2 separate regions of the Homo sapiens genome follow, and region 2 is linked to region 1. A link is an interaction called in ENCODE POLR2A ChIA-PET data of the cell type or tissue named here. Cell type or tissue: Panc1. All regions are shown on one strand.

Region 1 (5,000 bases):
CCTGTGGTGTTGTGATATATATATAGGTTTTCATCCACAGCTCTTGGCTCATAACTCCCATAGCCCTTGTTACAGTCATTTGTTATAAAGTTGGGTATGTTAGACCTCAGGAACAGGCCTCTGACCTTCTCCTGCCCTTCTTCCATAGTTTCCGCACCTTTCTGACTCTGGGTCTTAAGACCCTCCCACGAGAGAGTCCCACCCTATACCCTGCGGGAAGGAATGCTGATGTCCTGAAGCTTCCATAAAAATCCAAGAGGACAGAGTTCATGAGCTTCCAGATAGGTGAACACATGGAAATTCCTGGAGGGTGGCACACACAGGGAGGGCATGGAAACTCCACGTCCCTTCCCTCATACCTCACCCTACGCGTCTCTTCATCTGTATCCTTTGCAATATCCTTTTTAATAAACCAGTAGGCCAGGCGCAGTGGCTCACGTCTGTAATCCCAGCACTTTGGGAGGCCGAGGCAGGCGGATCACCTGATGTCGGGAGTTCGAGACCAGCCTCACCACCATGGAGAAACTCCGTCTCTACTAAAAATACAAAATTAGCCAGGCATGGTGGCAAAAGCCTGTAATCCCAGCTACTCGGGAGGCTGAGGCAGGAGAATCGCTTGAATCCGGGAGGCAGAGGTTGCAATGAGCAGAGATCATGCCATTGCTCTCCAGCCTGGGCAACAAGAGCAAAACTCTGTCTCAAAAAACAAAAACAAAAACAAAAACAAAACAAAAAAACAGTAAATATAATTATTTCCTGAGTTCTTTGAGCCACTCCAGCAAATTAATAGAACTCAAAGAGGGAGTCATGGGAACCCCAACTTGAAGCCAATCAGTCAGGAGTTCCGGAGGTCTGAACTTCTGACTGGTGTAGGGGGATGTCAGAGGTATTTGAACCATAGTGACTCCATCTTGAATAGGGGCTGGGTAAAATGAGGCTGAGATCTGTTGGGCTGCATCCCCAGAAGGTTAGGCAAGAATAGTCACAGGATGAGATAGGAGACTGGCACAAGATACAGGAAGAACCTGCTGATAAAACAGGATGCAGAGTCGGGGAAAAGCGGCTCACGCTTGTAATCCCAGGGATGGGAGGCCGAGGCAGGCAGATCACCTGAGGTCAGGAGGTCAAGACCATCCCAGCCAACATGGTGAAATCCCGTTGCTACTAAAAATACAAAAAAATTAGCCTGGCATGGTGGCAGGTGCCTGTAATTCAGCTACTCAGGAGGCAGAGGCCCACGGAGGTTGTAGTGAGCCAAGATTGTGCCATGGCACTCCATCTCAAAAAAATAAAATAAAATGAAACAAAATACAAAAAATTAGCTGGGTGTGGTGGTGCACTCCATCTCAAAAAATAAAATAAAACAAAATACAAAAAATTAGCTGGGTGTGGCGACACACTCCTATAATCCCAGCTACTCAGGAGGCTGAAGCATGAGAATTGCTTGAGCCTGGGAGGTGGAGGTTGCAGTGAGCCAAGATCACACTCCAGCCTGGACAACAGAGCAAGACTCCGTCTCAAAAAAAGAATAGAAAAGAAATGCATGGAAAAAGATATAAGCACAATAAAGCTGGAGTGGCTATTATAATAGCAGAAAAGCAGATTTGAGACAAAAATTGTTGCCAGTAGCTGGGCGTGGTGGCTCACGCCTGTAATCCCAGCGCTTTGGGAGGCTGAGGTGGGTGGATCACCTGAGGTTGGGAGTTCAAGACCAGCCTGACCAACACGGAGAAACCCTGTCTCTACTAAAAATACAAAATTAGCTAGGCATGGTGGTGCATGCCTATAATCCCAGCTACTCAGGAGGCTGAGGCGGAAGAATCACTTGAACCCGGGAGGCAGAGGTTGTGGTGAGCCGAGATTGCGCCATTGCACTCCAGCCTGGGCAACAAGAGCGAAACTCTGTCTCTAAATAAATAAATAAATAAATAAAGATAAGTAAATTAATTAATTAATTAAATAAAATTAAAAAATTGTTGCCAGAGATAGAGGGCTATTTGATAATAATAAAAGGGTCAGTTCTCAGCAGGGTGCAGTGGCTCATGCCTGTAATCCCAGCACTTTGGGAAGCTGAGGCAGGCAGATCACAAGGTCAGGAGATTGAGACCATCCTGGCCAACATGGTGAAACCCTGTCTCTACTAAAAATACAAAAATTAGCTGGGCGTGGTAGCACGTGCCTGTAGTCTCAGCTACTCGGGAAGCTGAGGCAAGAGAATCGCTTGAACCCAGGAAGCGGAGTTGCAGTAAACCGAGATGGTGCCACTGCACTCCAGCCTGGGTGGCAGAGCCAGACTCTGTCTCAAAAAAAAAAAAAAAAAAAGAAAAAGAAGGGTCAATTCTTCAGAAGAAATAATGTGTATGCAGTTTTGCTACAGATGTAGTAAAAGAAAAAAAAAAGAATAATTTGTATATACCTAATCATAAAGATTCACATTCCTGATAACAGAACTTCCAAATACATGAAGTGAAAATCAACTGAGCTAAAAGGAGAAATAGACAATTTCATGATCTCAGCAGGAGATTTTAACACTCTGCTCTCAGCAATAGATAGAACAGTTAAACAAAAAAAAATCAAGAAATTCATAGGTGTTTTGAACAATACTATAAACCACCTTGACTTCTGTGATGGTTAATGTTATGTGTCAACTTGACTAGGCCACAGAGTGTCCAGACATTTGGTCAAATGTTATTCTGTGTGTGTCTGTGCGGGTATTTCTGGGTTCAAGTAACATTTGCATTGGTAGGCTGAGTAAAATAGACTGCCTTCTTTAATGTGAATGAGCCCCATCCAATCAGTAGAAGACCTGAATAGAACAAAAGGGAACTCCTCCTTCTTGATTGCTTTAGAGCTGGGACATCAGGTTTTTTCCTGCTTTCAGGCTTAGACTTAAACATGGGCTTTTCTTGGGTCTTGAGCCTGCTGGCTTTCATTCTGATACTACAACATCAGCTCTTCTACTTCTTGGGCCTTTGGACCAGGACTGGAACTATGCCATTTGCTCTCCTAGATCTCCAGCCTGCTGACTGCAGAGCTCAGACTTATCAGCCTCCACAATTACATGTGCCAATTATTTATAATAAACCTCTCGCTCTCTCTTTCTCTCTCTCTCTCTCCCTCCCTCTCTCTCATCTACACATCCTACTGGTTCTGTTTCTCTGGTGATCTCTGACTGATACAACCTCATTGATGTTTATAAAGCACCACATCCAACAACTCCAGAATACATTTTGTTTTCAAGTGCATGTGGTATGTTCAGCAAGATAGACCATATAGTGGATCTTAAAATGTCTTAATAAATTTTTAAAAATTGCAATCATACAGAGTATGTTCTCTGATCACAATGGAACTACATTAGAGATCAATAAAACTAAGATCTAGGGAAACTTCAAATATGTGTAAATAAACAAGATATTTAAAATAATCCATTGGTCAAAGAAGAAATCACATAGGAAGTTAGATAGTATTTCACACTGAATGAATAAAAATACAACATATCAAAATTTGTATGATGCATCCAAAGCAATGCCTATTCAGAAATATATAGCTTTAAATGCTTATGTTGGTGAAGAAGAGATGTCTAAAAATCAATGACCAAAAGTTCCACATAAATAAGCTAGGGAAAAAAAGAGCAAAGTAAATCCCGAAGTAAGTGGGAGGAAATAAAGATAACAACAGAAATCAATTAACTAAAATATAGGAAAGTAATAGAAAAAATTAGCAAAGCTGAAAATTGTTCTTTGAAAAGATCAGCAAAATTGATAAACTCCTTGCTAGAATTAGTTATTTAAAAAAAAAAAAAAAAAAAAGGCTGAGCGCAGTGGCTCATGCCTGTAATCCCAACAGGGGATTACAAAGAGGCTGAGGTGGGCGGATCACCTGAGGTCAGGAGTTCGAGACTAGCCTGGCCAACATGGTGAAACCCCGTCTCTACTAAAAATACAAAAAAATTACCCGCGCATGGTGGCAGGTGCCTGTAATCTCAGCTACTTGGGAGGCTAAGGCAGAAGAATCACTGCATGTACCTGGGAGGTGGAGGTTGCAGTGAGCCGAGACCTCACCATTGCACTCCAGCCTAGGCAACAAGAGTGAAACTCCATCTAGAAAGAAAGAAAAAGAAAGAAAGAGAGAGAGAGAGAGAAGGAAGGAAGGAAGACAAACATCAAGAATTTCAAGAGTCTGAGATTGTACCCTCCTGTTAAAGCTAACAAGTTAATCTGCCAGAGTTTCACGGAATCTGGCCTGCTAAATGAGATTCCTAAGCCAGAGACTAGCACTTTACCACTCACAGCCAGCAAGCAGCATGAGCTTCACATTTGCATTAGTTCTTTTAGACCCTCAAGTCCTATGAGAAAGACACAGAGTGGCCCAGGTAGGTGTTATAGGTGTTATAAATGTAGTGGGTTGGCATCTCAGTTAAGGAAACCCAGGCTTAGTAACTTAATCCTTTATAGTAGACTGCAAGAAAACCTGACTGACTTTTACCCCTGAGGTAGAAATTATCTTTATTGTACCAGAGAGTTAAAATAAAAAAAAATAAAAAAAAATAAAAACCTGTCCCTGCTCTAGAGGGCTCCACTGTCACTATTTACCAAGTGATTTGCAATACAAACATCTTTAAAAGATAACTCAGAACAAAGGCTGTCAGTGCCTCTACTCACAGGACCTGCAGAAACATGAAGGAACCCACAGGAAATTTGTTCCCAACAAGAGCACCAATTGCCAATATCAGGAATGAAAAAGTAGTTATCACCACAGATACCACAGACATTAGAACAAAAAATAAAATAAAATAAAGTAAGAGAACATTGTGAACAACATTAGGTTAAAAAAAAGTTGCCTTTGAGAAGTTGAGGGTAGGGATTGACTGAAAAGGAGAATGAGGAAACTCTCTGAGGTTGTAGAAATATTCCATATCTTGATGGAGGTGTAGGTTACATAGGGTACATGCATTTATCGTAACTCCACAAATATACAGTTAAAATTTGTGCATTTCGTTG
Region 2 (5,000 bases), 100 kb after region 1:
AATGGGAAAAGCAAATGCCAGACCAAAAAACCCACCAAAAAATGTTGCATTAAAGCAGATGAAAATAGTAATCATGTATTCTGGCCTAAACTTTTTTTAAAAATAATATTTATAGCAAAAATCTCTATAAAACAAGAAGAAAAAGAAGAGATACTAGAGTTCAACAGGTGCTGAAAAAATACATCCAGATGATTAAAAAATGTAAAAAATGAAATGTTATAATTTTGAAGTGAAGGCCTTCCTATGACACAAAACCCAGAAGCCATAAAAGAATGATAAATTAGACTCTATTAAAATGAAAAACCAAGATGAAAAACTTCCAGGACCAAAGGCATTAAACAAATGAAGAAATATTTGTAACTAATTTAATAAGGTACTAATTTCCCTAGAATATACAAATCTATTGGGAAAAGAAAGAAAAAAAAAACAACCCACTAAGCTAGACACAGCGGCATGTGCCTGTAGCACCAGCTACTCTGGAGGCTGAGGCAGAAGGATCACTTCAGCTCAGGAGTTCGGGGCTGTTGTGTGCTATGATCACACCTGTGAATGGCCACTGCATTCCAGCCTGGGCAACATAGTGAGACTCCCATCTCTTTAAAAAAAAAAAAAAAAAAAAAACAGAAGAGAAAAAAGGCAAAAAAAAAAAAAAACCTTCACTGAAACAAAATGAGCAAAAGATCTGAACAGATGGATTCAAAAAAGGAAATGTAAATGGCTTTTAAACATAAAAAGATTGTCAATCTTATTTTTAACAAGAAAAATACAAATCAGAGCCATACAAAGATTACATTTCACATGTAAGACTGGAAAAAAAATTTTTAATGATAACATAGTCCCAACATTGTTGGTGGAAATATAATTGTTACAATCAATTATGTCTGAACAGTGCTTTGGCAACACCTATCAAAATTACAAAAACCTATATCCTTTAACCAAGAATTTCACTTCTAAAGATTTATCCTACAGATATACTGGCCTGTGTGGAAGATGACAATGTACTCAGTCATTGCTGTATTGTTTGTAATAGCACAAGACTGAAAACATCCTCGTGGGCGGTGTTTAAAGAAATGGTGGTATGTCAGTTCATGGTAGATGGCATCAATAGCCCCATTTCTTCAGACCTTCCTTTACACAAGCCTTTTGCCATGCCACTTTGTAGGGCCCTTTCACTTTGTTTGGGATGTAATTCCATGCACCTTGGCTTTAGTATGTGATTTGCTTTGGTTTATAGCATATTGGCAGATGTTAGGCAAGCAGTATCTTAAAAAGGATTTACATGATTTACGTTTGCTTGCTCTTGTGCTTAACCTGTTGCCATAAGAATAGCATGTTTAGGCTATTTCACTGGTCTTAGGAGGAAGGTCAGAGCCATTTGGAACAGAGTTGTTTTATATCCATACTATGGAATGCTACTTATAAAAAAATAAAAAGGAATGAATTATCGATACTTACAATAACACGGATGAATCTCACATTAGTTATGCACAGTGAAAGAAGCCAAATTAAAAGAGCACCAACTTTATGATTCTATTTATATGAAATCTAGAAAATTTAAATTAGTCTGTAGTGACAGAAATTAAATTAATGGTTGCCTGAGGATGGGATGGTTTAAGGGCGGCATGTGAATAGAGGGATTACAAAAGGACATGAGAAAACTTTTGAGAATAATGAATACGTTCATTTTCTTGATAGTAATGATGGTTTCAAGGATGTATACATAATTATCCAATGGTACACTTCAATTATATGCAAAAGAACATTAAAAAAGAAATGTAATGTTAGGATTTGTAAGGCTGAGTAATAGGTGCACAGGTTTTTATGCTGTTCTGTATTGTTGAGTGTGTTTGCTGTATTTAAAAATAAAATATTTAAATTCACTTAAAAAAGAAATCTAGATTTTCACATCAGAGTTAGTTGATTTAACAAAGTAGTGGGAACAACAAATTTCATGAAAATAGAGCCCATGTCTGTCTTCTTCACCATTGCTTCCTCAGTTCTCAGAACAGTGCCTAGAAGCACTCATCACATACTCCAAAAATATTTATGTAATAAATAATGAATAAACTCAGTTTATCCATAGCTACTAGTAATTTCCCTATTTTAAAGAAGCTTCCAATTCCTTATGATGAAACTTGGAAGTTATCGAACAATTTTTGAGTGATGGCACATACTTTGGAGGGTGGTTGTGGAGATTATCAGAAACCTTGAAGTGTCTTTAGTTTTCTTATGAAGATGCAGGGCTTGTATTCAGGCAGTCTGCAACAACAAAGCTCTATTAGTTGTTTACAGGTGGCAGCCTCTGATTATTGAACACTGTTTGATCAGTTTTTGTGCCATACTGGTTGCAAACCGTTTTGAATCTCACCCCTTTGTAAATGTCACCCACATCAATATTTTGGGGGTGAAAGTACCGCCTGATGTCACACATTTCTCTACCGGGTTTCTATTGAAGTTCAGTATGGGCATCCTTTGGTGTGTGCCCCGCACCCAACTCCTTTATCCTATCGCTACCCACACTGTTCAGGCCATATGGTTTGACACTGGCTTGACTTTATCTCCCTAGTTAAGCTCCTTAACTTCCTTTTTTTCACTCCAAGGTAATATGATAAATTTCTATTTCAAAGTACATAACATCTCTAGTACTCTCTTCCTTAGCTTTCATATGGGGATCTAAATTTGATACTCAATTTTGTATTTGAACATTTCAAACAGTGCTAAGAACCATCCTATTGACCTCTGTATTTTAACTCACTGGGTAGGACTTATAATAAAATAGAGAAGCCTGGGTCATGTACCCAAACTTTGGCCTAACGCTATCTGCTGAACCTCTGCCATGGATATGCAATAGATTGCCTGTCAATGTGCCAGTATTGTAAATTTTTTTAAGGGAAATTGCTGGCTTTGGAGGTAGCCCTGTTTGGAAGACAAAGTGAGTACTACAGAAAAGCACATTAATAAACATTTATTGAACTGTGTTAAATTTAATTGAAATTAATTGAGTTTGGATGGTGGCTACAATTGCAACTGCTCCCATTTCTTGACTGAATTCCAGTCTTGGTTTAGAACCCATCTTGGGTAAGAACATTTTGACAAGAATCCCTGCAAACATCTTCCGTGTCACCTCCGAAGTGGAAATAATGTACATTAAAAAAGGATATTAGGTAACATTGCTAATTTAAATATTTACCATAACTTCCTTTTAAAAGACAATAATTTCAATCAAATAAGATAGGTTCTTGAAACAGATAAGTGTCTTATCCTATTCTTTCTCTAGGTATTTTTTCACTTCATCATAATCAAACTTGACTCTTTAATAAAGAATTATTAGAATTTCTCTTGGTCATTACTTAAAATATAGAGGCTGACTAAATACCATGTATCTGAAATATTAAATTCAAAAGAGAAAAAAATTTTAAATAAGTTTTCTGTGATGTTATGCTACTTAGAATTATGTCTGTATTCTTACCTTCACAGTGAATAAATCACCAAGACTTGTAGATTCTCTTAAAAATTTATACAGGTTGTTTTCAAACTTTCAAAAAATCAATGTTTCTTCTTCACAATATTTTATAAAGCCTTTTTTATTTTACAAAATGCATCTTGATAAATAATTTAAAAAGTACATACTATATTAACTAGAATATTAAAGGATAAATAAAAGAAGAATATTAGTTAATATGTAGCACTACATATAAATACTTGGGCATAACTACGATAGAAACTCAATGAAGTGGTGATATTCTTCTGCCTACTTATAAACAAGCTAGGATTTAAGAGAAGTTAGACCAATATTCAAATGAATGTTGAAATAATTTTTAAAAATATTAGACATTTTGAAATAAGAATCACTGCAAATGTAACAACTACAAATGCAAACTGATACTATATTGATGATCTGAGTAGAATGAGTGGCATGGTTATCAGAGATAAAATTTTGGTAAAGTTCCAAACAAAACAATATATATTGTTTCCTTACAGTGTTAACTGTTCCTGGAAAATTCAACGTATAATAAAACCATACTATAAGTATTTGGAGCTTAAATGTAAAATGAAGTTGTTTCTAGGCTGAGAACTTCAGGTTTTTATCTAGTCACACTGGGGATAAATTAAAATTTCTCTTGGTCATTATTTAAAATATAGAAGTTATCTGTAATCTTATATTTAGAATTATAAATGTATGTATTGTTACCTTCAAAGTGAATAAATCACCAAGATTTGTAGATTATCTTAAAAATTTTTATAGGTTGTTTTCAAACTTTCTAAAAGCCAATATTTTCTTTTCAAAAAATATTTTAGTGGCACTGGGTGCAGTGCCACTCTGTTGGGAACCACTGTTCCATGTAATCTTATGGTCTATATAATAACCAGTGGTCTATATAATCTATTGTTGCCTTGCCAATCTTTTCCTTCTACTTTAGTTTGGCTCTTTGTCATCCCTCACTTGAACCACCCAACTTTTCTCTCTGTTTTGTCTTCTTTGTCTATAATTTACCTTTTAAACAGATAGCAAATGTGATCTTTCTAAAATGCACTTGTGATCATGTCATCCCTCTGCTGAAAACTTCCATTGGCCCCCCATCACTCAGGATAATACAAACCTTTTATTTTTATTTATTTATTTTTTTGAGATGGAGTTTCACTCCTGTTGCCAAGGCTGGAGTGCAATGGCATGATCTCAGCTCACTGCAACCTCCACCTTCTGGGTTCAAGTGATTCTCCTGCCTCAGCCTCCCAAGTAGCTGGGATTACAGATGCCTGCCACCAGGCCTGGCTAATTTTTGTATTTTTAGTAGAGATGGGGTTTCACCATGTTGGCCACGCTGGTCTCGAACTCCTGACCTCAGCTGATCCACCTACCTCGGCCTTCCAAAGTACTGGGATTACAGGTGTGAGCCACCATGCCAGGCTGGAATAATACAAACCTTTTAGACTGGAGGTCAGTAATCTGATCCCACTAAATTTCAAATCTCACCTTGTACCACTCCCTCCAATGTATC

What was found. Peaks named below come from ENCODE experiments on the same cell type or tissue, not always from the same donor. Only the 100,000 strongest peaks of a DNase experiment are listed, where the experiment ranks them.
Region 2: POLR2A ChIA-PET joins it to region 1 with 13 read pairs; 7 of 35 experiments call an interaction of 5 or more read pairs at or near these places.

The regions. Positions count from the first base shown.
Region 1 is chr6:82,252,985-82,257,984 of GRCh38, forward strand. No RefSeq gene overlaps it. Among named protein-coding and RNA genes, the nearest start is that of IBTK, 7.7 kb to the left of the region's middle. In Panc1, CTCF peaks have their summits at 4,503 and 4,704; no DNase peak of the experiment used is centred here; H3K27ac peaks cover 2,615 bases.
Region 2 is chr6:82,353,016-82,358,015 of GRCh38, forward strand. It overlaps LOC105377875 (a long non-coding RNA gene), which reads right to left. Exons shown (of 3, transcript XR_942738.4): 2 at 2,175-2,259. Among named protein-coding and RNA genes, the nearest start is that of TPBG, 8.3 kb to the right of the region's middle. In Panc1, no CTCF peak of the experiment used is centred here; no DNase peak of the experiment used is centred here.